2 separate regions of the Mus musculus genome follow, and region 2 is linked to region 1. Evidence: chromatin loops called from intact Hi-C (ENCODE). Cell type or tissue: left cerebral cortex. All regions are shown on one strand. Each heading gives the region's core, and the rest is flanking DNA. Links, peaks and the distances in the headings are about the cores only. Region 1 holds the start of Gm28209 (a long non-coding RNA gene). Region 2 overlaps Ptpn4 (protein tyrosine phosphatase, non-receptor type 4).

The links. A loop is a pair of places that touch in the nucleus more often than their neighbours do. Peaks named below come from ENCODE experiments on the same cell type or tissue, not always from the same donor. Only the 100,000 strongest peaks of a DNase experiment are listed, where the experiment ranks them.
Region 2: it touches region 1 in a loop (1.8-fold over the local background); 2 of 42 quality-filtered maps call a loop at or near these places.

What each region holds. Positions count from the first base shown.
Region 1 is chr1:119,888,565-119,903,744 of GRCm38, reverse strand. Gm28209 (a long non-coding RNA gene) reads right to left here and starts at 1,155. Exons shown (of 3, transcript XR_003948701.1): 1 at 473-1,155. It also overlaps the pseudogene Gm3551. In left cerebral cortex, for the core only: CTCF peaks have their summits at 8,536 (motif pointing right) and 10,625; DNase peaks (open chromatin) are centred at 10,644, 11,654, 11,952, 12,408 and 6 more places; H3K27ac peaks cover 2,937 bases.
Region 2 is chr1:119,726,661-119,741,840 of GRCm38, reverse strand. It overlaps Ptpn4 (protein tyrosine phosphatase, non-receptor type 4), which reads left to right. Exons shown (of 27, transcript NM_019933.2): 10 at 398-486. Among named protein-coding and RNA genes, the nearest start is that of Epb41l5, 85 kb to the right of the region's middle. In left cerebral cortex, for the core only: no CTCF peak of the experiment used is centred there; DNase peaks (open chromatin) are centred at 6,426 and 6,862; H3K27ac peaks cover 1,460 bases.

The sequences.
Region 1 (15,180 bases), core at 4,420-12,419:
TCAAGTTGACAACCAAGAGTAGCCACTGTGGGCTTTGGGAGTTCGAGAGCCACATGCCACTCCCAGTTCACCCCCTCTGCTCTGTCTGGGGTTGAGTGTGTGAGCCCTCAGCTCCTGCTTCAGCTGGCATACTTGCCTGCCCATTGCCATGTTTCCTCACTATAGGAAACATGATAGTGATAGATTCTTATCCCTCTGAAAGTGTAAATCCACATAAATCCTTTCTTCTATCAGCTGCCTTGGTCACGGTGCTTTACCACAGTGATGGGAAAGTAACCAATGCAAGCTGTCTCCAGCTCATCCGTGACTTCCTGCAGTTATGGGCTGTAGCCCAGGACTGTAAGCCAAGTAACGACCCTAAAAGATGCTCTGCTCCGGGCATTTTATTACAGCCACAGAAATGAAAATGGGAACTGGGGACCAGGAAACAGCCCAACAGGAAGTAGACAGGATATAACCTTCAAAGGCTTACCCGGAGTGGCCAAGTCCTGCCTGCTGAACTCCCGTTCCTCAGGCTTCCATCTCTCAAAATAGTCCCACCGGCTCGGGGCAGTTAAGATACAGTTTCAGATCCAAGTCACAGCAGTGTCTGGGCTGTGAGAGTCATTTCAGTGTAACCTTTCCCAGGGGGCCATGCAACAGAGAGGCTGCTGCAACCAGACCTCTCAAGCCCAGCCTTCTCCCCTCTGGGTAAGGCAATTCAAAAGGGACCCACCGTCTTATGACCTTGCTTCTAGCGAATGCTGGAATCCTCTCTCAACCATTGTTCCTCAGGTCCAGACCTGCCCGGTTGGCGTCTGTCACACTGACTGTCCTGCCTGGTCCATGGGGGAAAGTATTTCAGTAATGAAGTCCAGATGCAGCCCCTGTAGGGGACAAGTGTGCAAATGTCCTGGGCAATAGCCAGCTCACAGGCTGTGAGAGTTCCCAGGAGCTGGCCCAAACTGCCTCACCCTGCCTTTGGTGCCCACTCCTGCTAACCCTGAGAAATCACTGCCTTCTCTCCACCCCCCAACTCCTGTTCTACCCATTTTTGAATGGCCTCCGGGGCTGTCCCTGCCAACCTAATGAATGTCAGACACCATCTGTTGCCTAAGCCCGTGGCAGCTGCTGGGAACATGCTTGCATACATATGAATTGATTTGGTTTGGCCTTGTGATAAGACCCTGAGATGAGCAAAGGAAGGATTTGCTAAGTTAATCAGGGGTCACATCAGCCTATGGGAGGCCTGACAACACAAGAGCAAGACCTCAGGGGTGGGGGGTAGTGGGAAAGAGGTGGGGCTGACACAGCCAAGGAGACCCAGTAAGCTGTGGACTCAGAAAGAAACTTTAAGTTGCAGTCTTGGCACCTGTGTGCCTATGAGAGGAACAGGCCGACATCTCTCTGACAAGGCCAAAGCTGAGGTGGGCCTCAGCAGAGGTGGCTCCTGACATTCCATGGAGATGACTTTTTCTCTCCTTATTCTGCCCAGCTCAACACTGGAACTTATCCCAGGAACAGTATTATAGCTACCAAACTGAGAGCTAGCCTATTTCCTCATCTAATTGCCACTAAAGTCCTCAAAAGGACAGGCAGGCATCTGGGCTGGGGACATGGCTCAGTGGCTAAAGTACTTGCTGTTCAGTTCTGAGAACCTGAGTTTGATTTCCTTCCATGATGTATGCTCCAGGCCTTGGACTCAGGTCAGGCATGGTGGCAAGACCTTTACTGCTGAGCCATCTTGCAGCCCTTTCCCCTTCTGCTTTGATAAAGGAGGTCACAGGGGCATAGGGGATGTAAAAATCATGTATTCCAGGAAGTTTGGTAAGGTAGAGCAGGTTGAGACCCGGAGACTGGTGGGCACACACCTGAGGCTCAGGCAACTTCCAGCTCCCTGCCAGACTCCTGGCCTGGAGCATGTGTCATGCTTCTCACATAAAAGAAACATGTCCTATGGTCACATAGGCCCAAGACAGAGTTCTCCTATTTAGTGAGGTACCTAGAGGCCTGTAGGGCTTAGCCAATGAGCTTCCCTTCCCAGACACTCCTCCTTGCAAAGGATATTTAATCTCAGGCCCACCCTGAGAACGTGGGTGTGATTTTACTCACCCATTTTCTGCCATAACACTAAACTGTTTAGAACCATGGACTGTCTCTTTTCATCAAGATCCATGGCGGGGAGCCACGAAGAAGGCCTTCACCTACAGAGCCGCAGCCTAATCTCTCATAGAAGGCCTCTCTGCTCTCCTAGTCACAACTGCCACCAAGCCTGCCTCTGCCAAGCTGAGGACAATCGCCCTGTGAGACAAGCTGGAGTTCCCCTTTCCTCCCCAGCCCCGAACTAGATGCTGCCACCAGCCCATGGACACCCGACTCCATTCTTTGCTCTCTGTGACTCCCAGTGTCACCTGGATGTCCAAGAATCTGAGAAACACAGGTCCCTGTCCTCTTTGCAGGCCCTAGTACCCCCATACCAGCTCTGGCTTTCCCACACCTCAGACTGCACTTTCCCACCCCTGGAGCAGTGCCTTGGAGTTTCTGAACAGCCTTGCACCTGCCCCGGTGCAGCATGGAATAAGTACAGTTAAACTCCCCATGTCCCGCCTCCCCAAGTGACCATATCCTGTGACAGGGTGGACATGGGCCTACAGGGTGACTCTGAAGGTGCCTTTCAAAGGATTACAATATAAGGGAAAACCATGGGTCTTAGTGCTGCACTAGACTCTAGAGGGTTGGGATGTGTCTTTTACTGTAAGTTGAATTTCTGGTGAGATTCCTAGAAAATCACAGGTTTGTAGCTAGAAACCGAGGAAAAGTCTTTCATACACGGGATGTAAGCACAGCTCCCAGCTGTCCTAAGGTCTTACCTGAAACATCTCTATAGGAGATGTAGCATCTCTGTCAGCAGCCCTCATAGCAGATGCTGACTGCCTCTCCGACAAACCAAAGACTTTGACCAAACTCCAGAGTGCAGAGTTCCCCCCACTTACACGTGGAGAAACTGAGGCACAGAGAGGGGTAACATGCCCAGAGGATCCTGCTGTAGAGCCAGATGTTTCTGTAGGAGTCCATGATCCCATATTTTTCCCTACCCTAGGCAGCTGCTGCAGCATTTTCAAGAGCACCGCTCAGGAATGGCTGAGTAACACAGTTCCTTAGCAGCCTAGTAATTGGGAGAATCCTGTTCTAGGAAGGCCAGCCTTCAAATTTCTCAGCACATGGGCCTTCAGAGCCTAGTGCTGGACGATATTGTAGAGCCTTTCCAAACTTATCAGAAAGCTGCAAAAACTATCTTCCTGCGATGGGAAGATGGCCCAGTGGTTAAAGCATTTGACCCAGGTTTGGATTCTCTAGAACCCGGGTAAATTCTGTGTGGACGTGGAGGCTGCCTGTAGTTCCAACCTTGGACAGAGGAGATAGAGATCCCCAGAGCAAGCTGGGGATGGAGACTAGCCTTATCAGTGGACTCTGGGATTGATTGAGAGACCCTGCCTCAATGAATAACACAGAGGAGTGAAGGAGGAAGATTGCTAGCATCAGCATCAGTCCTCCACGTGTACACATACACATTCAAACCTACACATGTGCAAACACATAAACACACGCGCACACGCGCGCGCGCACACACACACACAAAACTAAATTTAAAAACACCTCTTTTGCAAGCATTTAAGAATGTCGTTGTATCATCCTGTTAGGAATTTGAGCACTAAGGGACTGGGAAAGCTGATTCTTGCTTTTTCTAGCCCCTCCCCCCACCTTTCACACCCATGTCTTTGAGAAGCTGAAAGGCATGCGCAGATGTCAGGAGCTGCTCTCATCTGTGTGGTCACAGGCCCACCCCTCCGTTCCCATGGCAGCCTGGCACACACTGCCTGCACTTTTTTCCCCCCATACTGTAGTCTGTCTGGCAACTTGTCTGGCTCTCCCAACTGTGCTGTGAATGGCTGGCGGGCAAGGCTGGGCCAGTTTTCTACACCTGGCTGGGCACCTGGCCCAACATAGGTGTTCAGAGACCAGTGAATAGGAAGGTGCCCGTGGGAAAGATGGAGCAAGAGCTGAGAAGTAAGAGGACACACTGTGAACTGAGGCCTATGGACCAAGAGCATTTCTTGAGCACCTGCTGTATGCAAGTCGCCGTGCAGAACTCTGAGGAGACCAGCTTGTAAGACCCATATGCAGTTTCTAAACACTGAATGTAATTGGGGTTGTTTTTAAACTTAACGGCCCATGGGTGAGGTAAGTTGCATATAGCTTGTGGTGTATAGAATGTATGAGTGGGGTAGCAACACAGCCAGTGGCCTTGGGCCATGCAGCTCGCTCTACCCTAGCTAGCTATGTGGCCTTGATTTACACAAAAGGCTGGCTCTGTGCCCACTCTTTGCAGTGTTCAGCCCCAACCTGCAGCCTAGCATTGCTTCCTTTATTGAGTAAGAAGTATGTGGTGCCCCCAGTCTGCAGGTAGGCCCAGCCCTAGAGATAAATTAGGCCAGGGAAAGGGAGCAGAGGCTACGACCGCCTTATCTCAATGTCCACAGAGCATCCAGCAGGGTTAGGTCCAGGAGGCACGGGTCAGAGTGAAGAATGGGCTGCCTGCCATGGAACAGTGTCCACGAAGCTCAGCTGGGGACTGGGCAGACGGTTTCACAGCTAAACGCACTTGCTGCACGAGGATGAGAACCTGGGTTCAAATCCCAAGCCCCCATGTAGAAAGCTGGGAGTGGCAGCTGTAACTCCTGTGCTGCGGAGGGTAGAGACAGGAGGATTCCCCTGGGTAAAAACAAAGCTATCGCAGCTGTGAAGGACACCTGGGCAGATCCTTGAGGATCATAGTTGAGCCAAGGTGTGGCTAAGTAGGTGGCTGCTGGGTCACTGTCCACAGCACTGTGAGTTTTAGGGGGACTGGACCTGGGGAGAAACCCTGTTACTACTGTCCCTTTGTCCCTGACTCCCGTGACCACAGGACTTAGGCAGGGAGGTAGCACTTGACACAAAGCTGCTGCTATCAGTTACTTCCCACATTGCTGTGACTAAACGCCTGGCAAGAAGCACCTACAGGAAGAAAGGTTTGCTTTGGCTTATAGGCTGCCAGGAGGCCACGGCATTGGGAGCACGAGGCAGCTGGTCACATGGCATCTGAAGTCATGGACAAGAGCATGAACAGAAACTGGGTCAGGCCATAAGGTCACAAGGCCCAGTCTCAGTGGCCCACTTTCTCCAGTGAGTCTGCAACCCACAAACATTGTCTTAGTTTAGCTTTCATTGCTGTGAAGAGATACCATGACTGTGACAACTCTTATAAAGGACATTTCATTGAGACTGGCTTACAGTACAGAGGCAGGCAGATCTCTGAATTTGAGGCCAGCCTGGCCTTCCTCGACTTCCAGCAAGCCTGCTTCTTTCTGCTACTAAACACTCTCTTTACTAGAGACTCTTCCTCCCATGCTTCCTTGTTTCCTTGCTTTCTTTCTTTGATTTTTGCTTGTTTTGTTTTATTTTTCAAGACAGAGTTTCTCTGTGTCATCCTGGCTGACCTGTAACTCACTCTGTAGACCAGGCTGGCCTCAAATTCAGAGATCTGCCTGCCTCGGTCTTCGGAGAGCTGGGATTAAAGGCCGGCGCCGCCGCCTGGCTTAGAGTCTCTGGGACACTTAGATCCCTCTGTGCCTCATTGCTTCCTAGCAGCCCACGGGGTGTACGAGTGGCAGTCAGGATTGTGTTGCTGCCCTAACCTAGACAAGAAGGGGAGGGAGGCTCGGGGTGTCTTGTTGGGTGTCTTCCACTGGTGGCCATCACAGAATGGTTACTGACAAGATCAGAGGAAGCATATGTCACCTTTGGTTCTCTGTACCTTGTTGCCATCCTCAGCAGTTCAGTGGTGACAAGAGTAAATTGGCTCTCTTAGGAATGATCCCATGGAATAATTGCATGTAGAGTTGAGCGACTCTGGAGTTCAGGTCTGGCTTTCCTTTCTCAGATGCTTTGCCTCTCTCAGGATGCTCCCATCTCCATGCACCACCAAATGCAGGACATCCGACTCTCCTTTCTGCGTAGACAGCATGTCCTGCTCCAGGTCCATCCAGGTGCTCATGCCTTCAATAGCTCCTGCATCCTGGACTTTGGTGTTGGTAAGGATTGGTCCCGTTCTTTTCTGTTTAGGTACCAAAAATGTATATGAACATGTGTTTGCTTCCTCCTTACCACCTGTGGCATGGGGATATCTCCTTGAAGTAGTCTTTTAAAACTGTTCTCCTTTGCAGTAAGGAGATTAGCGTACCTAGAGTCCAAAGAAAAGCCTTCATTGTGAAATGAAGCTGTTCCATGGTATCTTTTAGAAAGCATGTGAGTGATGTTAAGGCCTAGGTAAAAGTTAAGGCCTAGGTGGATTTCCAAGTTCGAGGCCAACCTGGTCTACAGAGTGAGTTCCAGGACAGCCAGAGCTACACAGAGAAACCCTGTCTAGAAAAACCAAAAAAACAAAAACAAAAATAAAAACAAAACATGACTAATGCTGGCAAGGATAGGGGTAGAGGCACCTTTTATGCATAGCTAGTGGAAATATAAACAAGTTTACCACAACAGAAATCAATATGGAGGTTCCTCAAATAAGAAATAGAGCTGCCATATGGTTGAGCTGTTCCCTTCTTGGAAATAGAGCTGACGGCCTCTAAGTCACCAGACTTCACCCTTGCTCACCCTTGTTTGTTGCAATGCTATTCACTACAGCAGAGTTATGGAACCAGCCCAGGATGTCTGTTCATCAAGAGAAGAATGGATGCAGGACATGTTTCCATGGGAAGCAGCCAGCAGGGATGCGATGCTTCTGATTACAGCTAGACCTCACAGACTCTTTTCCCTGTTGCTGACAGTTGTACGAAAACCCAGCTCCCGGAGGATCGTGCGCCACCCGGTCTGCCTTAGAATGGAACGGTGCTTGTATTATCTACTTTTCCTTGTGCATATAGAGCGCATAGGGGCCTGCGGGTGTATGTCAGATGTCTTCTGCTCTCCACCTTGTCTGTCTGTCTGTCTGTCTGTCTGTCTGTCTGTCTGCTTGCTTGTTTGTTTGTCACACAGGGTCTCCCCCTGATCTCCGAAGCTCACTGATTGGCTACCCTGGCTGACCAATGAGCTCAAGGGATCTCTTTGCCTCTCAAGATGTGGCATGCATAGGACCTATTTTTCTCCCCCTGCCTGCCCCCCTTTTCCCTAGAACCTCATTCCTCAGAAAGGCGAACTTGAAGTAATTGTACGCAAGTTGCCACAACTTCTTGGTGAAGTTGGAGCTCCAAATAGAAATGTAAAATTCAGAGCAAAATAAAATTACTTTTGTTAGCACTTTGCCTAAGCTCCGCCCCACAGTTACCTGGCAACAGCTAGGTTGCCTGGCTTACTATAAAAGGGGCTGCTTGGTCCCCTCCTCGCCTCTTGCTCTTGCCTTCCTGCTCTGACTCTGTCCTCTTACCCCTCTTCCCATTCCCCATCCCCACATGCTCATAGTCAGCTTCTCTTCTCTCTTCTCTCCTCTCTCTCTCCTCTCTCTCTCTCTCTCTCTCTCTCTCTCTCTCTCTCTCTCTTTCTCTGCCTCTACTACCCTCTCAACTCCCCTCCCCATGCCCTGAATAAACTCTATTCTATACTATTCTAGTCGTGTGGCTGGTTCCTCAGGGGGAAGGGATGCCTCAGCATGGGCCCGCAGAGGCACCCCCTTCCCCTATACCTCACCACACATCCACCAAAACACATCCCCCCTCTCCTTATCTTTTAAAAAACAGAACAACTTTTCTTTTCACCAGAGTCAAGAGACAAATTGAGAGTAGCATGGGTCTGGGGGAAGGGCAGGGGCCTGGGCACTGCAGTGGTGGAAGACTTGAGTCTGAGTCAGATTGTTCTTGAGCCAGGGAACAGAAGATGTCTCAACCAGTGATGTGTTTGCCACACAAGCATAAAGAACCTAGTTTGGATACCCAGCACCCACTTAAAATGCCAGCTGTGGTGACACTAGTATTCATAGCTCTGAGGAGGTGAGACAGAAGGATCTCTGATCCTGGCTGGCCAGCCAGTCCAGCTGAGTCAGTAATCTCTGGGTTCAGAGCTCTAAAAAACAAAAAGAGATAACAAAAACATGCAAACAAAAACACAGAAGAACTGGGGAGATGGTTTGGTGGGTAAGGACACTTGTACAAACATGAGGACCTGGGTTTGCCTCCCCAGCACCAGTGTAAAAAGCAAGGCATGACTGTGGGTGCCTGTAACCCCAACATTGTGGGTGGGAGCAGATGGACCCCAGGAACATGCATCCATACACACATACACATACATGAATGTGTACACATGCAAGCAACATGTAATTTTAAAGTCTGTGCTATGTATGTCCATTTAAAACAGCTACAGACGCTGTTGCACTCCTGTTCTGTATTGTAGCGAGCTGAACCCAATGGACCTCAGAGGTTTATGGGGATTTTGTGGCAGGGAGGGACTTCTCAGAGTCTGAGTGCCCAGAATCCAGACAATCTGTGAATGCCAGCTGGCACAGGTTAATGCAGGTGTCCCTCTGGCCAGCAGGGGGCGCAAGTTCCCCGTGGCCCCGGGCCAGGCAGGCTCCCAGGAGTCTCTGGGTGGAGAAAGACAGCAAGAAGGCCTGAAGGCTGAGATTCTAGCATTTATTAATAACCCTCAAGGGGGAGTGCAAGTGTAACCACCCCCCACCAGGGTCAGCCCTAGCCCCAGCCCTGCGATGTCCTCCAGAGTCTTCCCCTGCTCTCCCCAAGCCTCTTCCTCATCTGTAATCTAGCAAAGGCCGGCAGGATTTCACGGCCATTATGGTTTTCCAAGGCCTCTTGGCCTGAGGGAGGCTTGGCCTCTGGTGTTTCTCAGGTTCTCCAAGCCTGTAAGCTATAGAGAGAACCCCATCAGTTAGGGCACAGGAAATGACAGATGTTGAAGAAGAATCATGATCCGAGAAATCAATCCAAATGTCCTCCATTACTAATGGAAATAAACAAATCGTAGACTCATCGTGTTGCGTGATGTTCTTTAACTGGTAAGAACTCTGTCTTGGGGCTGGGGGTGTGGCTCAGTTGGTAGAGTGCTTGTACAACATGACAAAGTCCTGGGTTCCATCTCCAGGACACATAACCAGCATGGCAGTGGTCATAGAACTGGAGGGGACGGGGCTGAGGGTGGGGGGATGGGATGAGAGGATCAGGTGTCCAAGGTCACACATGGCTTCCTTTTTGCTAATTTAATATTAGTTTCTTAATTTTTTAAAGATTTATTTATTTACTCTATGTATTTGAGTACACTGTAGCTGTCTTCAGACACACCAGAAGAGGGCTTCAGATTCTGTTAAAGATGGTTGTGAGCCACCATGTGGTTGCTGGGATTTGAACTCAGGACCTGTGGAAGAACAGTCAGTGCTCTTAACCGCTGAGCCATCTCTCCAGCCCCATACTTGGCTTCTTAAGGAAGCAGCCCCTGGGATATGTGAAACCCTGTCTCAAGGAAAAGCTGTCTCAGTGCTGGGGTCGGTACCAGCGTCTGCTGTTGTGGGTCCCTGGATGATGTGACTCTCCTTGACTTTGCCTCTTAGGTTCTGCATCTGTACCGCCCCATGCCTGGTGTCTAGAATGGCCTGATGCTCCATGAAGAGGGACGCGGCTGAGGGAGAGGAGAGTGTCGACATCACATTCAAATTTAGAAAGTGTTTGGAAGGAACAGTCTAAAAATGCTTGCCTGGAAGGGGAAAAATGCTCTGACAAAAAGCAAAAACGAGACATACTGGACCCTTGCTCCATTTAGACATCAGTGCGTATACCCATAGAACTGTAGTCTTAAGATTCATAATATCATAAATCTATGAGATGGTGCATCTTATAAGAAGAGGAGAGGAGGAGGGCAGGAGGGGAGGGATATACAGAAGAGGAAGGCAGCTAGATAAAGTAGGCCACATGAGCTCAGATGGCCTGGATTTTCCTCAGCCAGACTCTCACCCAGCTTAGAACTGGAGGAGGTAGCATTTCTTAGAATCTGTGCTCTCTGACTGAATTCCTCAGTTTATCCACTCATAGAATGGGCTGACGAATACAATCATTGTGTTCTCTGTGATGCCAGATGGAGCTCAGTGTGTGTGTGTGTGTGTGTGTGTGTGTGTGTGTGTGACTAACCCTGTGTCCAGGTCATTATAGGACTCACCAAGTGTGAACTTCCCTTCCTGTCCCCTAAGTCACATTGATGTGGGAAAGTCTCTGCTCTAGCTGTGAGCTAAAGAAGGGAGGGAGGGAGGGAGGGAGGGAGGGAGGAAGGAAGGAAGGAAGGAAGGAAGGAAGGAAGGAAGGAAGGAAGGAAGGAGAAAGAGAGCAGGCAGGCAGGCGGGCTTTGAGACAAAAGCCTTGTACTGTGCCTGTTTTTTCCCTGACACTTCGTAAGCAGTTGAAAGGTAGTGAATGGACAGGTGAGTGTTCTGCCTCTGCCCAGCTCCTCTCTGTCACTATGTGTGTCCAACCTCAGCCTGTGGACCACATGTGACCCAGGGCTAAGGAGAGCTACAAAAACTGCTCAACATAAACTCTCACTTCCCCTAAACAAGAGATTGTTTGAGATTTCCCCAAGGATTGCACAGCGAGCACTTTACCAACAGAGGGACCGCCCGAGCTACAGAGACTCTTCAGTCTGCTTAGAGTTGGCCACGTGTGCATGTGAGTGTGTGTGTATATATCTATTTATTACCTTGGCCACAAGACATAGCCTGATGTGGGGAATGTCGTATTCTAGGAACAAGCACTAGTGTTATAAGAGTAGAAGTCCACAGAGAGTCGCTCACCACAGTCCCGTTAGGGTATGTCCCCTGTACCTGCCCCCTTACTATGTATCTCTAGCTTGGAGTCTTGCTCCATAGACCAGGCTGGCCTCGAACTCACAGTCATCTCCCTGCTTCTGCCTTCCAAGCGCTGGAAGTAAAGGCTCTCACACCCAGTTCCCATGTTTATATGTCTTCTGGGGAGAGGATCAGGTGCATGTGAGTCCACAGGCCAGAAGACAGCACCGAAACCCCAGAAGCTGGAGTTATAGGCAGCTGCAAACTGCCCATGGTGAACTCTGTAATGCAAACTTGGGTCCTCTCCATGAGGCACAAATGCTCTTAACCACTGAGCCATCCCTCCAGCCCCATGGTCTCCACTCAGGTGGCTACCCACTGGCCCACATCCATTCTGCACACATCTCTTCCTCTGCTTCCTCTGCTCTGTGCCACAGAGGGCATGCTGGGTCTCAGTCGCCAACTTCCTTACACCCACCCTCTCCTCCCCCTTGTCGTTGATTACATTTGTGTTTGGGTAGTTGTTTTGTTTTGTTAGTTTGCTTGGAGCAACAATTATGTACTCAGCTGAACACACCCCATCCTGGGCTGGACCGTGGTCCTGTGGCTACAGAGTTGTGCAGCCACTGTGGCTGGCTGGCCTCTTTGTTCTGGAAGGATCACATTGCCCAAGGACTTTCATCTGTATCTCCTTGGCCTAAACTTGATCACAAGGTCCCTGGTAACTTCAAGAGTACCAAGGAAGCAAGCCTTTTTTAGCTGCCGGGTAGGTACACTGTCGACCTGAACAAAGTCTCTGTTTTATTCATAGGAACACTGAGAAAATGGATTTGGGGTAGGTCACCAGCAGGACCACTGTGGGAAATGAGGCCAAATCTCCCCAGGCTTTCAGAGCTGATGGCTCTGGGCAACAGCCGTTGACTCACTCTGGGTTCTCACTGACAGGCCATATTGACACAGTACAGCCCTTGCTTTATTTGCCAGAGAGGACTGACTGATCTAAAAGTGCTGGCTGCTGTCAAACAGTGCTGAAGGTAGTGCCTCTGCCCCAAGAGCTGCACTGTTCAAGGCTCTCCACGAGATGTAAGGAGTCTCCATGGTGACCTCAGGCAATGGGATGCCATGGGCAAAGTGCTTTATGAGTGAGAGCTCTAAGAGGCATGCATGGGGTGGAGGTCTGGCTTAGTGGGTACAATGCCTGTTTAACATTCGAAAAGCCCTGGGTTGGAGTCCCAGCACCACACATTAAGCAGGCTGTGGAATGGGGCCTGAGAAGCAATACCAGCAAAAATGGAAGTCAGACACCATAGGTAGTATCCCCACTGTCACTGAGGTACTGCACACCCAGAATGCCTACTTGTGTACCCACTCAGTGACCCCACCCCTGGCTCGAGGGCAGGGCTCCAGGGCAGCACCTTCTGGCTCTGCCCTCAGTCCCAGGCCAGCAGTGACAATCTCAACTCTGAGTTCTTTGTTTGGCTTCCGGTCTCCATCCACTGTGTAACCAGAATTCTGCCTCCTAGGCTGTGTGCTTTAAATATCTCCCGGCGGTTTCTCCTCTGGGGTAGATCCTGACTCATGCAGACAGCACAGTAAACTCCCAACACCCATCACTTAGATGCAACAACGGGTGCCGCTCTTGCTTCGTCTATTTTTATTTTTTGTGGGGAAAAATTCCCAACCACCCTGGCTCTGCCGAACGGTTTCAGCATGTGCCTCTCAACACAAAGATGCCTTCTCACTTACATAATTCATGTGTGAAGTCCCTCATACCTGTGTTCAAGCAGCATACGTTCCTTACGAGTGTCTAATAGCCAGCCTATAGTCACAGGCACTCAAATATTCCAAAGGTGCCTACATCACATAGGTTTATTAGGATCTGTGTTTAAGCAAGATCCACACTGTCTGGTAGGTATGTCTCTTGCCTGTCTTTTCTTCAGGCTAGGAAGGAACTCAGAGCTCTGTGAAGGCTAGTCTTCAGTGTCTTAATCTTTGCTTCTCCATCAGCAAGTATCAAGCATCATTGTGTACATGGCACACTCTTATTGCTACCATAACCACACCATACACCACACACACACACACACACACACAGATACATGTTTTTAAAAAATTAAAAATACACCTATAGACTATGTTCTATAACTATGTCTGTGTCTAACAGACACTCTGTGATGAGGTCTATTTTGAGAGTATTACTATTAACTAATGATTGGTGATTTCTAGCTAAAACTCTTGCCCCACACCTCAGTCCCTTTGAATTTATCACCACAAGTACCGGAAGCTTTTGACGGTTACTGATAATCTTAGAGAATATCACCATGTACCATACCTGTAACCCATCAAGACAGAAAGCAAACTGGTCATCACCAGAGGCTAGAGGAGAGGGAAGCCTCTGATGGCTTCATAGGGTGAGAAGAGCGGGTGAGGAAAGGCCTTGGAACACGGTGAGACAGGGGATTGCCCCACACTACGAATGTCCCAAATGCCACTGAATCATTTGCTCTCAAGTGGCAAATTTCATGTCGTGTGGATTTTACCCAGTAAAAAATAAATAAGTGCACTCCACTTAACCAGTTTCAACCAACTCAGATCTGCTAGAATGAACCATGCCCTGGCCTTACCACTGTTTCAGACCATATGAGCAGAAGACAAAGTTCTTCTTGAGGAATTGAAATATCAGGGAGTGTTTGGGGGACATGTCTCCTCAATCTGGGGAGTCAGTGTTGGAGAACCCCCTTCGGATGATGTAAGCCTTTCAGAAGTCTGTCCTTCGATTGGAGATGGCCATCCGAAGGAAGGGGTCTTCAGGCGAGCAGTTCACATGCCTAGCGTGTGTCTGGAACTTTAGGGGCTCTGTATATCATAGGCTGTTCCATAGCACGTCCCATACAAAGGGCCTTCCACTGTCAGCAGGTGCGGAGGAAGGCCAGAGGAAGAACTCCAGAAACGTTGTCCTCTGGAGATTTAGATATTTAGATACCTGACATAGAGGGACCCATAAAACCCAGGGAGAGGAGCCTCAAGTGTCCCCTGAAGATATTCACGTTCTTCCTCTACCTCTCCTCAAAATCCCTACAGGAAAGGAAAGGTGCCAAAAGAGTAAGCAGAGCGCTGGGGAGCGGCTCCAGTCAGAAGAGTGGATTCCAGTCAGAAGAGCGCTTGCTTATATTTGATTTTGCAGAAATCACATTAAAAAGCTGCGTGTGGTGGTGCAAGTACTTGTAATCTCAGAGCTGGGAAAGTCGAAACGCACAGCTAGACAGTCTCGGCATAGCAAAAGGCTCAAGCGAAAGACGCTGTCTGAAAAACAACAAAAAAAAGTGAGGCTGCCGAGGTGCTCGTGGATGACGGCACTTGCAGATAAGCATGACGATATGGATTTGATCTCTGGAACGCACCAAGTGGAACAAGAGCACCAACGCCCTCGAGCTGTCCTCTGACATCACAGTGGGCTGAGCACTTCCCCATTCCCACACAACAAACAAATACATGTAATTTAAAAAAGAAAAAGAAAACAAGCTGGAAAGCACCTAAGGAACAACATTGGAGGTAGATGACTGGTTTCCAGAGATGGACGCACATACCCACGCACGCATGCACGCACGCACACACGCACATGCAGCACGCACAGAAAGATTGACAAGCAGCTCCATGATCCTCCTGCCAGTCTCTTGGATAAGGGCAGGCTGGTGCTAGGCAGGCGGTGGTGTTAGGTCCCGTCCAACCTACAAGTCCTGGACCATAATGGAGGGGCTTTTAGATTCTGGAAATAACCAGAAAGTCGTGTTTTCCACTAAATAGATTGTTAAAGATTGTGAACAGGAGATTTTATATTGATCCTCAAAACGACGACACAGCACGGGGCAGAGAAGGACAGAATCTTTTCATGCTTGTACCTCACAGAGAAAACAAATACAATTGCTTAGTTTCTTTTCTACAAAATGTGTTTGGTCATGCTTTTCTGTTGAGTACTGGAAATGTTCAGTGGAGTAATACTTGAAAAATCACCAACACTTAGGCACCAAAGAAAATGTAGACTAGGGGCTAGGAATGTGGCTCAGTTGGTAGAATCCTTGCCTAACCTGCGGTGTCTCAGGTTCAGTTCCCAGCACCACGTAAAACAGGCATGGAGGTGCAGGCCTGTAATTCCAACACAACGGTAAGAATATTACCACCATTAGCAAGAGACCAAGGGTTAATTGGTCAAATGTGATAACCCACTGGCAGATAATTACGTACAGTAAGTTAGCATGCGCAGAGCTTAAAAACTCACCGGAAGGGCTGGTGAGAAGACTGTGGAAAAGGAGCTTGCTGTCAAGCCTGTAGCCTGAGTTTTATACCTGCGACCTGACCTGCGGGGTTTCAAACCTGGGCTGAGG
Region 2 (15,180 bases), core at 2,518-10,517, 160 kb after region 1:
TAATCCAGTGCACATGAGGCAGAGGCAGGCAGATCTCTGAGCTCAAGCCTGGTCTACAAAGTTTTGATGTTTGCCTTTTTTTTTAATTAGGTATTTTCTTCATTTACATTTCAAATGCTATCCCAAAAGTCCCCCATACCCCCCCTCCACTCCCCTACCCACTTACTCCCACTTCCTGGCCCTGGTGTTCCCCTATACTAAGGCATATAAAGTTTGCAAGACCAAGGGGCCTCTCTTCCCAATGATGGCCAACTAGGCTTTTATGAGGCAATAACAAACTGTTAGGATTTATTATTAGGTACAATTAAATTTTGTGTTATCTTTGAAATGTGTTTTTTTTTAAAAATTAATCCTGTTTTAATTATTTTAGAGTGTCATGTATTTATTTATTTTGAAGGATCAAAGTAACAATGAAATCCTGATTGGAGTGATGTCAGGAGGAATTCTGATTTATAAGAACAGGGTACGGATGAATACTTTTCTGTGGTAAGGATTTCTACCAATACTTTTGTTTTTATCATAATCTTACTAAGTATAATAATTCATATAAAAGTAAACAGTCTTTAAACTGTTTTAGTTTTGTCAGCTTACTTGTGTGATACAATATATACTTTATTTTGCCCTCTGGGAACCTATCCAAAGACAGCAAGATAACTTATTTCAATTTGTTTTTTTTTTTTTTAAATCTAATTATTTTTATTTCATGTATGTTGCTGTTTTGACTGCATGTATGTCTCTGTGTGAGGGTTTTGGGTCCAGTGGAAATGGAGTTAAAAACAGTTGTGAGCAGGCCATATGGGTGCTGGGAATTGAACTCAGGTCCTCTAGAAGAACCATCAGTGCTCTTAACTCCTGAGCCATTTCTTCAGCCCTCAATATGGTTTCTTAAAAGTATTAGTTGACAGAAGCCATGTAGTGAAAGGCAATGGCAAGCAAGCGAGTGAGTTTCCTGGAAAAAGTTCACTGTTTTGCATGGCTGCAATGGGTACACTCTGGAGAGGCCCAGCCTCAGAGACTTCATCCCAGGTTTGCTTCTCCCTGCTGATATGCCTTTCCTGCTATTATTATATAGCCTAATGATCCTGGGCATCAGCCCACCCATTTGGGCAATTTCCTTCAGATCAGCATGAATTTATTCTGTAGATGAATTGATAAATTCCTGATTTGATTCCAATGATTTTAGGAAGAAAGTTTTAAGGAGATGGTTTTACTTGTTTTGCCAGAAAGATGCAATGATGTTAGAATCAAGAATAGAATATGCCCCTTCCTCATAGAATAGTAAGTAAGGCTGCATAATGAGTACAGGAGCCAGCAGGAACCATGACTGGGAGAGTGAGAATGAATATAGGGAAGGCAGAAAGAAGATGCAAGAGACAGAATATGGAAGAGCTGTTGGTTAATACCATGCCAACAAGCAAGAGTATTTTCTCAGTGTCTTTTAAAGGTAAGCAAGATAAACAATGACCACAAATGCTTATGTGGCAAGTCTATTATACATAGTATCTATATTTGACCATTTGAAGGCCATTTCCTTCAGACTTGTACAGTCTCTCAATGAGATATGAGTAAGTGGAGGAATTGGGCAGGCAAAATGCATGTCTTAATTAAAAATAAAGCAGAGGTCAGTAGACTCATTCATAATTAGTCACAAGCATGAAGTCACCGAAGGTTAATTCTGGATGTGCTCCCACATGCCCTACTTTTTCAGTCTATACAAGCCAAAGCTTTCTCAGCTATTGGCACAGAAACACTGCCTGTCTTAGGTGTCTCATCAAGATGCATGGACCTTACCCATCATTGGTACATGAATCCTAGCATTCATGCCCTGTCTGCTTCTGAAAGATTCTTACTAGTCTTTTTATCTATAAGAAGCACTTTATTAGTCACTGAGCAGAAAGAAAGCCTGTCTTAGGTTGCCATCTGAAAGCACAACACTTACCTGTCTTTGGTACACAAATAATCTTGTATATCTTGTATTTGTGGCCTGTCTTTGGTTGAGAAGGCTTTCAAGATGATCTACCCATCATTGACTACCAACTTCTGCTAGAGAAGGCTTTGGAGCTTGAATTTATGAAACTTTGCTTTGATATCTGTAAAATCTCTGATGATTCCTCTCAAAAGAACAGATAATAGACATGCCACAAAAAGGATCATAAAGCCAAGTCCTGGCAAGCCCAATAAGAGAGATATAAATGAGAACCATGAAGAAAAAATGGCCTGTAACTTTTAGAATATCATTTGCAATGCTAAACAAACACTTTGCAGTTCTTAAACTTACAACCTTCTTATATAGGGCTATTCAATCTAAAGAAATAATAGTATTATGCCATATACCTGCAGGTACTGTTTTACTCTGGTCCAGTTATGCTGACTCTTATTATACATTTTTGGATTCATACAAATTCTTAGATATTGAACAGGATGGGTTCTGACTTTGATTCCTTGTATCTCATCCCCTGTGATCTATATTATATCATATAATGTGCCAGTTCTTTGTTCTAGCTGATTTTCTAAATCCTAAATCCTCTTGTATGCTGAGGACATTGCTTACATTTTCTTCTTGATAATTAACAAAAGTAGCCATGTGCACCTCTTATGCTAGAGCTAGTATAAAAGTAGTAGCACTGGGTAACAAGTGTTATGAGAGCAACAACATTGGCAATGATCAGCCCAACCATACATTTGCTTCTTGCCAGAGCATGATCTAATTCTTCAAATATTTGTAAGCCTTTTTTAGAATAACAGGGTTCAGATAAATTTACAGGAATTGGAATAAAAACTGGTTGATGTACTACAAGTACAGATTGACCATCATACAGTGCAGAAACACAATTGGATAAAAGACAATAAAAATAAGAAACTTTGATCTCATCAGAGCCAATAACAAAGGTAACATTCCCAATTAGTAAAAGATTAGGATGTCACATCTACTTTAACCCCAGAACCTGTTGCATTTTTTATCCACAGCAAAAATAACATCATACAAGGCAGCTACAGTTTTCAAATATGTCCCTGAAAATGTCCAGAATCAGCCAGCCCTTCAGAGTGAGTCGGAAAAACTGGTCACTTAAAAGGAAAGAGGAGGGTCATTTTAACAACTTATCTATTTGATTGATTTTTTTTCAAAGTAGGTTCCACGGTCTCCTTGTTTTCTGTCCTGCAAGGTCTAAGAGCCTGAGACAAGGCAGCCTGTCAAGTCTGAGATAGAGGCTTTCCCATCTTAATGCTTTGTACTACAGTCTTAGAGATATATTTCTTCCTAGTCTGAGAGTCCACAGAAACAAATCCAACATTGGTACTATTTCTAGTAAAACAAATAGGTAGGCCCTCACCTAAAGCAGTGTAATTCACTAATTTGGAATACTTCTCACTCTCAGACTAAGGAAATCCTAACAACTGAATATTATATAGAAGTCACAAGCCTTTCTGGCCTTGAACATATAGAAGGAATATATGCCTAATGCTTCCTTATTTTCATCACCGGGACACTCATCAAGTTCTCAGTCAGCATCATTCTTTGTCCAACCATCAGCATGTCTCACCAGTTTCTCTGGCAACCACCTCACTTCTTCAGCATCTTGCAAAAAAACACAAACATGCCCTCTTCCCCATATTAATACTGGATCAGGATTATGCTATGTGACACTAAGCAGGACCTTCCATTTCAACTGAGCATAAGTATGCTGAGTTGTAGGGTGCTATAGATACTCATCAGCAGAGAGCCCCTTGGCATCCAAGGTCAAAAAATTATAAATAAAAGATTTGTGGTCAATGAGTATACAACTTCCTTTTTTTTTATGTTTTGTAGATGATTTTTTGAGTTCTTGGGCTCATTTTATAATTTTCTCTCCTTGGGGACATGCAAAATTATGTATATCATATATATTATAACTTATACTTTATAGATTGAACTCATTTAAATCAAATTTTAACATTTAATATTTAATGTATCATTTTTACTTAAGTATATTTAATATTTAATGCATATGATATATTTACTGTGTATACTATGTATTAATGTACGTAAATAACATTTAATGTACAGACATTATATTTAACATGTATAATTTAATTTTAATGTATATTTCTATTTAACATAGATTTTTATATATGCATGTGTGAACATGCATGTAATTATTATATACATGTTTCAATACATATAAGTTCTAACTTATATGATATATGTTAGCTTATATAATTTATATTTGGGGTCACCGGCTGTTTTGGATCAGAACAGGCAGATAGCAATACTTGTCTGGAGTCCATTTGATCTATGACAGGTGGGTCCAATTCTTAGGACTCTTGATTCCCTGAAGCTTATGTGAACTTTCATGTACAAAAGGATGTAAATTAATATTTACCATTCCATTGAATTTCATATTTTAGAAATATAGTTAACAGGTGCTTGTTAGAAAACAGGAGTAGACTCATGTCTTTGAGACCTAGTTAAAGCTATAGGCTTGCAACTATATATAAACAGATTGAACAGAGATGTTTTAGCAATATAGGAACATCGCTGTTTATATTCAGAAGACAACTGTTTCATTAACTTATCAGACCTCCACTGATCAATGTTAAATTTCTGAACTTTGAAATTACTATAGCATGTGGGAGAAATATGAATCATTTCCCTTTTTTTTTTCTTAAAATCATTTTTTACATCTCTATAGCTTGCATTTATATACCTTAAAACATCTTCTTAGTCCCTCCAACATTTATAACTTGATCTTATCAACTTTAAACATCTTTACCTGCATTTACCATCTTTAAACATTTTTACTTGTATTAATCAAGTTTAACCAGCTTTACCCTCATTTACCACCTTTAAACAACTTTACTTGAATTTACCAAATTTAAACATCTTTACTTGCATTTACCAACTTTAAACATCTTTCATCTGAAGGGTTTTTTATTTCTAACTCATCATCATTCAAGTTCTTTTATATCCTCTAACCTTTATCGCTTGCATTTATCAATCTCAAACGTTTTCCATAAACATTTTTTTTCTTAGACCATAGCTTGCTGGGTTGGATTATAACTCACCTATGTCTGCTGCTGAGCTCTGTTGTTGCCCCCTCTGCTGAGAAGGGAAGGGTGGAAGCTATCTCCTCCACCAGTGTCTGCCATTTTGCTTCCTCAGGAAACCAAAGACAGACCTTTAATAAAAAATCTAAAAAACTATGTAATTGCTGTTGCCCTAGTTTAGCGAAGCATATTGAGTATTTGGCACAAAGAGCATAAGGCCATTTCCCATCCCCCACTTGACTTTTACTTTTTATGAGCGTCCTTACTTTTTTCTGAGTTCTCTTTCTATTTTCCCTATGTCTTTTACTCCTGAGAAATACTCACTGCATCAGTTCCCTTTTCTTTTTCCGAGCACTCACTTTTTTTATGATGTCCTTCCCCTCCCCCCCCACCCCCCCATCGTCAAGCCTGATGCTGGCCTCCATTCTATAGGGGCCAGCTGGTCAGTCAACACAGGAACCACGACTGGGGGAGTTAGGATGAATATAGGAAAGGCCAAAAGAAGATGCAAGAGGCAGAATATGGGAGAGTTGCTGGTTAATACCACACCAGGCAAGCAACACAAAATGTGACCGATTCCAGGAAGAAAACAATGACTACAAATGTTTATGTGACAAGTTTATGGTATATAGTATCTGTTTCCTTCAGGTTAGGACAGTCTTTCAAGGACTTATGTGTAAGCAGAAGTAAAACACACAACTTAATTAAAAACAAAGTAAGTGGAGGAATTGGACAGGCTAAAATGCATGTCTTAATTAAAAACAAAGACAGATGTCAGCAGAGTCATTCATGATTAATCACAAGAAAGAAGTCAGCTCAAGTTAACTGTGGATGTGCTCCCCCAAAATAAGGAATGCAATGAGCTTTCATGAGAAGAGAAACAGACCTGGGACAAGTAATATGGAAAATTTATGCTTGGACTGGGGTCATTGCTGTGTTAATTTTGACTGTGTGGTTCTTAGGCCTGTGGAAATAGTTTGTGGGGTTAAGTGTGGAAGAGTTTAGGCATTTGGACTGGAAAACTCCAAAATTCTGTACACAGAACTTTATGGGTCATTGTGATGTAAGTTTTGAAGGCCAGAATGCAGAGAAGTGGAGAGTGGAGGTCTGGCTCATGATGGTTTAAAGAGGAACAAGGTCCATATGGGAAACTGGACTAGAGGCCTTTTCTATTCTAGCAACACAAAACAAACAAAAAACCTATCTGACTTTTATTTATCCCATGTCCTGAGAATTTAAGTTAGGCAAAATTCCCAAGGAATGGGCTAACTTATTTGGCAGAGGAAATTTGAAGGCAGTATAATTTCATACTCTGTGGCTTGCTGCTTACTCCTCCTCTTCAGGTTACAGTGACTAAAAGTAAAAAGTGGAGCAGAGAGATAAAAAATACGTAGGTTTTGAGGAAAGCAGTGTGAGCAAGTATAAAACTACATAAATGGCAAATTTAAAAGCAGCTGTAATCTTTAGAGATTTGTATCATTAAAGAGAAATCTTCACACTGACTCAATAGAAGTGGTATCCCAGAAACATTGAAGACTCCATCTTGTGAAAATGCAAATTCAGTTGGAAAAAAAAAACAAACCCTAAACTGAGAATATTACTCAAGGGGTTCCTTGCTCAAAAACAACTATTTTAAGAACTTGTTTCCCAGGTTCACCACACAGCCTGCAAGTGATGTCCATCCTGAGCTTGCAACACAACTTAATCACCTTTATACTCTACATACTTGTTTTGCAGTCCTTAAGACTTAGGATTGAGGAGGCCATGCTGTGTTATATAATGGTTCCAGGGATTTGCTAAGGCCAGACATGATGTGGGAGGTTTGGAGTCTCAGTGAGAAGGCAGGGAGAAGCTATTTCCTGAAGTTGTGAACATGAAATTCATGTTACAGTGGCAACCACAGGATTTTTTTTTGTGGACCAAGGGATGCCCACTGAAAGAATACTATAGGAAATGAAGAGTCTGTGTATGCTGCAGGCAGCATATCTAGAGAGGTCTGAGTGCCCGACAACATTTGAGTCCCAGAAGTCTCATATGTAGCTACAGGGTTTGACTGTTTTCCTTGCAGGATTTCTATCTTGCTTTGTTCTGATCTCTGGAATGGAACTATTAACTCTGTTCCACTGACTGAATGTAACTTGGTTTCTAAATGTACAGGTTTATGGATAAGGATTATCTGAGGCTTCAAAAGTTTTTCTCAGCAATTTGGAACTGTCAAAGACTATGGGAACACAGAAATAAATATTGGGCATGTCTGTCAAGGAGTTTCTACCTTGGGGTAATAGTGTTTTTCAACCTGTGAGTTGTGATCCCTTTGGCAAACCTCTATCTCCAAATATATTTACATTATAATTCATAAATAGCAAAGTTACAATTATGAAGTAACACAAAAATGATTTTATGGTTGGGGGAGTCACCACCATATGAGAAACTGTATTAAATGGTTGTGGAATTAGGAAGCTTGAGAACCACTGGGCTAATTACCTAGAAAGACTACTATAAATGGGGGCAGCCCAATTCCTTAGGCTGTATTCTTGAGCTAAATAAAAAAAGAAAGCTGAACACTAGCATTCATCTTTCTCATAGCTTCTCACATGCAGACACAGTGTGACCATTTGTTTTTGCCGCCATGACTTCCCTTCAATGATGGATTGTACCCCCAACCTGTGAGCCAGAATAAACCCTTCTTCCTTCTGTTTTTTTTCAGGTGTATTGTCATAGTAATAGAAAAGTAACTAAGAAATAAACCAGTCAGATTGGCACCTTGTAATCCTAGTACTTTTTTCTTAGAGATTTATACAGGAGAAACTGAGTTCACTTAAAAAAAAAGTTTGTTCATAAAATTCAGAGCTACAGTATAAGATAAAATAAAAATCCAATAAAAAATGTGCCCCAGTTGAGCAATTGAGAGGATAAGTTATAGAATATCTATCTACATGGTATAATTCTGCTCCGCATTAGAAAGAAATGGATGCTTGAAACACTAAAGCACACAGATCCTCCTCCTCCCAAATCACTATACTAAACCCAAAAGAACACATCTCTCTCTGTGAAATCCTAGGATACATATATTTTTAAAATTTGGAAACAGAAGGAAACTTTGCAAGATAAAATGATAAAACAATTACATGATGATTGTTCTGTGGTAGTTATGCAAGTGAACAGATTTTTAAAAAAAGTTTATTGTTCACCTAAAGTTGGTAAATTATATAAATACAAATTATAATCTCTAGAAAACCAATAAAACTAAGGATCATTTACTGTTTCATCTTACATTTTTGAAGTATTTCCTATGTAATTGTTATTGTGGCATGTTCAAGGACAAAAACATAATTCTTATCTGTAAGTACAGATAGGACACACAAACAGTAATTTTCTTTTTCTTTTATACTATTTATAAATGTCAGAATCATACATTATAATGTAATATAATAATTTAAATAATATAATTAAATATGCATATATATTAAAATGCCAGTGATAATTTTCTCTGTGTTTTCAAAGTTCTATATTATATAATTTTTACTTTTTTTAAACTGTTAATATAAAATGAAGATTCTGGCAATCTATGTACATTGCTATGCAAGCAGAAAAGAATATACTCTATGGAATATTGAACTGAATTTGAGATGGCTTTTATAGGATACAGAGAAGGTTTCTCAATTGGAAGGGGACTGAATTTTCAGGAATAACCTAGTATATATAGGGTATATGTGCTAGAAATCTTGATGCAGCATTTTATAGTTACACATACTAGAGGTGTGTTTAAAGTTGGGAAATAATACTCATATATCCAAGGCTTTATACAAGTTGGGTTTAAGAAAACCAAGCAATGAATGTTAACATTGAAAGATTATTTAGAAAATACTTTTAAATATTGTTTTCAATAATTAAATAGATGGGATTTAACATTGCTAGATGTATTAAGCCCATATCACTGTGTGCGATAAAAAATTTTTTCCCAACTATTCTCAACAGTACACAGTACAAAACTTATGCAAAGATGTTAAGATTGTAAAAGAGGAACAGAGAATTCAGCTTCCCAACCAGACATGTAAGGTGTTAACTATCTTGCTCCCACAACAAAGGCAAACCGAATAAAACCAGAAAATCAACAATCCTTGGGTTCTTCAAGAAGTTGGAGACACTGAGTAAACTCTTACTTTGAGAACTAGAGACAGGTGACTTGTAGAGAACTGACAGTTGGGACTGATTAAAAGGTGGATGACTGGTTACTAGGTGGCAGAATCTATACTGGTTTAAGAAAAAAACTTTTGGGTGTCCCATCTTCTGAGATTTTTCAAGCTTCATGAATTTAAGTTGCACTTTCCAATTCTCATGGTGAGACCTCAGGTTTATAGGCCAATGTGCCACTTTGACTTAATCATAAGATTAAGCGGCATTCCCCAGATCACATACTAAAGGCCCTGTCATATAAGGTCCTGTGTAATAACAGTATTACAACTGAAAAACTGCAAGGAAAGCAACCTAAAGAGGTGTAATTCCACCAGAGAACTCCTAGACCTGATAAACAGCTTCAGTGAAGCAGCTGGATACAAAATTAACTCAAACAAGTCAATGGCCTTTCTCTACACAAAGGATAAAACAGGCTGAGAAAGAAATTAGGGAAACACCCTTCTCTATAGGCACAAATAATATAAAATACCTTGGCGTGACTCAAACTAAGGAAGTGAAAGATCTGTATGATAAAAACTTCAAGTCTCTGAAGAAAGAAATTAAAGAAGATCTCAGGAGATGGAAAGATCTCCCATGCTCATGGATTGGCAGGATCAATATAGTAAAAATGGCTATCTTGCCAAAAGCTATCTACAGATTCAATGCAATCCCCATCAAAATTCCAACTCAATTCTTCAAGGAATTAGAAAGAGCAATGCCACAAACCCTTTGGGTCCCTTTGTCTGCGTGAACAGGGTCTCTAGTCGCAGGTGGGCAAAGCGTCAGCAGGTGACAAACAGACCAACAAGCGAGATTGTGTAGAATCTCAATGTATTGTGTCAGGTTGAACATCAAACTTTTTATACCAAAGAAATAATAAGAAACAAGGCAAAATACAATCCACCAAGTTACAGTGATGCAATACAAAAGGAATGTATACATCAAAAGAAGGTGGGGGGGGGCAGGCTGCTGCCCCAAAAGAAGGGAGCCAGGTGTAAACTAGTCTATTGTTAAACCCACCACCAGGAGTTCTGCACTAGCAGACCTTATCATGAATACTGCAATATCCCAACACTCTTATTTCCTGGGTCTACAGAAGAATATACCAACTTGCTTCTTAATGTGAAGCTATACCTAGCTGTAGAGAAGATCTCTGTCTCAGTGGGATTTCCTAGCTCTATTATTCCCTTGTTTGGGTGAGAGTTGCTACTGTCCTTGGTAAATATTTTGCAGACAAGCTCTGAGCTACTGGCTCCGTCTTTTGTAATGCTTAATTAATAACTGAATAGGTAACTTCCTTTCTGCATTCCTGCCAGATTTCAAGCTCAGATTTGAAGTTTGCAGGTTTCTGGGACCTTGCAACAATGGGGAGGCTTAACTATAACAGAATTTAATGTTAAAAGGCATTTATAATAAAATATTAAAAGAGAGCTCATGGATCCATACACCAGATTAACACGGGAATAGAGTATGAGTATGTGGGTAAATGAGAATGCAAAAACTCCAGGAGGTGAGCTTTCTTGAAATTCTTCCTCCTTGAGTGCTTACAGACTTCTTCAGCCTGTCAACCAGACCTGACCGGAGGGCGTGGCAGAGCAATCTGCAAATTCATCTGGAATAACAAAAAAACAAGGATAGCAAAAACTCTTCTCAAGGATAAGAGAACCTCTGGGGGAATCACCATGCCTGGCCTAAAGCTGTACTACAGAGCAATTGTGATAAAAACTGCATGGTACTGGTATAGTGACAGACAATAGACCAATGGAACAGAATTGAAGACCCAGAGATGAACCCACACACCTATGGTCACTTGATCTTTGACAAGGGAGCTAAAACCATCCAGTGGAGGAAAGACAGCATTTTCAACAAATGGTGCTGGCACAACTGGTTGTTATCGTGTAGAAGAATGCGAATTGATCCATTCCTATCTCCTTGTACTAAGGTCAAATCTAAGTGGATCAAGGAACTCCACATAAAACCAGAGACAGTGAAACTTATAGAGGAGAAAGTGGGGAAAAGCCTCGAAGATATGGGCACAGGGGAAAAATTCCTGAACAGAACAACAATGGACTGTGCTGTGAGATCAAGGATCGACAAATGGTACCTCATAAAAGTTGCAAAGCTTCTGTAAGGCAAAAGACACCATCAATAAGACAAAAAGGCCACCAACAGATTGGGAAAGGATCTTTACCTATCCTAAATCAGGGGATGGATATATATATATATATATATATATATATATATATATATATATCAAGAAAGTGGACTCCAAAAAATAACTCCATGAAAAAATGGGGCTCAGAACTAAACAATTCTTACCTGAGGAATACCGAATGGCTGAGAAGCACCTGAAAAAATGTTCAGCGTCCTTAATCATCAGGGAAATGCAAATCAAAACAACCTTGAGATTTTACCTCACACCAGTCAGAAAGGCTAAGATCAAAAATTCCGGTGACAGCAGATGCTGGTGAGGATGTGGGGAAAGAGGAACACTCCTCCATTGTTGGTGGGATTGCAAGCTTGTACAACCACTCTGGAAATCAGTCTGGCGGTTCCTCAGAAAATTGGACATAGTACTACTGGAGGATCCCGCAATACCTCTCTTTGGCATATATCCAGAAGATGTTCCAACTGGTTAGAAGGACACATGCTCCACTATGTTCAGAGCAGCCTTATTTATAATAGCCAGAAGCTGGAAAGAACCCAGATGCCCCTCAATAGAGGAATGGATACAGAAAGTGTGGTACATTTACACAATGGAGTACTACTCAGCTATAAAAAGAATGAATTCATGAAATTCCTAGGCAAATGGATGGACCTGGAGGGCATCATCCTGAGTAAGGTAACCCAATCACAAAAGAACTCACATGATATGTACTTACTGATAAGTGGATATTAGCCCAGAAACTTAGAATACCGAAGATATAAGATACAATTTGTAAAACACATGAAACTCAAGAAGAACAAAGACCAAAGTGTGGACACTTTGCCCCTTCTTAGAATTGGGAACAAAACACCCATGAAAGGAGTTACAGAGACAAAGTTTGGAGCTGAGACCAAAGGATGGACCATCTAGTAACTGCCATACCTGGGGATCCATCCCATAATCAGCCTCAAAACGCTGACACCATTGCATACACTAGCAAGATTTTGCTGAAAGGACCCTGATATAACTCACTCTTGTGAGGCTATGTCAGGGCCTAGCAAACACAGAAGTGGATGCTCACAGTCAGCTATTGGATGGAACACAGGGCCCCCAATGGAGGAGCTAGAGAAAGTACCCAAGGAGCTAAAGGCATCTGCAACCCTATAGGTGGAACAACAATACAAACTAACCAGTACCCCCAGGAGCTCATGTCTCTAGCTGTATATGTATATGTATCAGTGGAAAGAGAGGCCCATTTGTCCTGCAAATTTATATGCCTAAGTACAGGGGAACGCCAGAGCCAAGAAGTGGGAGTGGGGTTGGGGAGTGGGGGGAAGGCATGGGTGACTTTTGGGATAGCATTGGAAATGTAAATGAAGAAAATACCTAATAAAATAAAGGAAAAAAAAAGCCTAAAGATAGCAGGAGAACCAGGAATATGGGCACTAGAAGAATTTAAGCATAGCCCTTTGTCAAGGAAGTGTGAAGTTTCAGCTAAGGAATGTTCATCTGGATTCTTTCATTCAGTAAATTATATCTGGGCTCAATTGCAAATTTCTAGAGATTCAAATAAAGGGGAAAATTTTGAAAGAAGGAAAACACTGAAATACTAAATTTTTTTGTAGAGAAATAAAGTTTAAGAATTGCATGGCACTTTTCTTTAGAAAACCTACGACATATTTGCAATTGTTCAACGAAAAAGCCTTATCAATTTAGTTTATAGTTGTATTTTAGAAACAAGTGAAAACTAGATTTTCTCAAACAGGAATTAAAGGAATTAAAGCCTTTTTTGTGAGGAATGTTAAACTAAGTTCTTCAGAAAAAAACAGCAACCATCCTTAAAATTTAAAGAGGCAGATTATTAAAGTAGGTCTTAAAAGTTTGTTGTATAGTTGATATGCTTTATGAAATTCACTGTTAATATAATCAATGTTTGGAGTATGGTTATGGGACACATCATTACCCAGTCTAATTTTGAGCCATTTTCCTTACCTACAAAAATTTTATCTCTTGTCTTAACTCTTACCACCATCCCTAATCATATGTCTATTCTAGTTACTCTAAAGTGAGGTACTCTGTGTTTGGGTGGCTCGTTTAGCAAGTTTCAACATTCATGTAAAGAACATATATCTTTTTTTTTTATTGCTTATCTCTTAGTTACATACCTTTTTTTTTTTTTTTTTTTGCAACTCATTAGTTGTTTTTTTGCTGTTAAGACTCTAGTGCTCAGGTAAGTGCCTTTAATCCTAGCTCTTGGGAAGCAGAGGTAGGCAGACCTCTGTGAGTACAAGGCCAAGCCTGGTCTACAGAGTGACTTCCAGGAGAGCCAAAAAACCCTGTCTCAACAAACAAGCCAATGGAACACTGCATGTTTATAGGACTGTTGGTAGCAGGCATAGACAAAAGAGTAGAACTTCTGAGTTTGCTAAACTTTTCCCTCATGTTGTGCTATTACCTTCCCTCTCTATTGGGGATCTGTGGTGTGTTAATTTTACTATATTTCCCCCACCATTTTTCGTTTGTCTTTTGGCTTAAAACATCTTGGCCAGTTTGAAATGATATCCTTTCTTAATTTTACTTTGTATCCTTTTATGGCAAATTATTGTTGAACATATTTCCATGCACTTGTTGTTCTTTCATCTGTCCTCTTAGAAATACACAAGATGGAGTTGATAATTTGTGTGTATACTATTCACAAGAGATATATATGAAACATAAAGAGATAGGCTGGTTTAATTCATTATAAAAGATTAACCAAGGGCATGGATACAAAAGAGCATTATAGCTATCTCATTATATAAAATGAGCAGTAATCATTTCTTGATAGAAAACATTTGTAAGGCACACAAGTCATACAAGTAGACTTTTGCTAGAGATCCTATCCAGTTGGTGTTGAAAATTGTATTCATTGGTGTTTTTCTGGAATTTGTAAAGTGAAGATGACTAGAAGTTAGATTAGGTTTTCTGCTTTATTAATTTAAAATTGAATAACACTTTGCATTGTTTATGTTGCTTGTGTGATTTTTTTTTAATGATGGGTGATGTATACATTTAAAAATATATGTATCCTATTTAAACGTTTTCAAATTATTTACTTTCCACAAATATAGGCTGTGCTTTACCCCAGTCTTATTTCCAGTTTCTAAAAGAATTACCCTTTGTCATATGGGAAAATATTATATCCATGTTGTTTTATCTCTATGTAGTGAGACCACAAGATGTAATAGTAAAATAAGATTTGGCTCAGTGTTAGAGCACTTGACTATCATAAGTCCTAGGTTTAATTCCTAGCAACACAAATAAAGTTCAGACCTAAAACCTAAGCTTAGATTTCCTCTATTTCAAATGGTTCTGCCTGACTTGGACTGGTATATTTGTTTTCTGAAGTGATTGAAATTTGAGAAGTTTTTCTCTGAGAGTACTCACAACTTTGTAATTGATATGAGTGTGAGTCACAAAAATCAAAATGTAGAATTACTGTAAAAATATTAGAAATGTTAGAAAATTAGGTTCCAAATCACATTTTACTAAGATTCAGTCTCTTTGATCTCATGGCCTTTAAGTGTCATGGGCCCTAAAGTCTCAGAATTGCTCTTTATATCATTATTACAAGGAACCAAACTAGCTTGAGTCATGGATCATATAATGGAACATTGAAAAATTGGTGTTATATAAATTGCATATGTGTAGGCTAGTGTGGTGGCCACCCAGGAGGCAGAGCCAGGTAAGACTGGTCTATAGGAAAGCCAAGGCTATGTAGTAAGTCTCTGTCTAGAACAAACAAACAAATACATGTTTTTTAAAAGGTAATATATAAGGGTCAGATAAAAGTA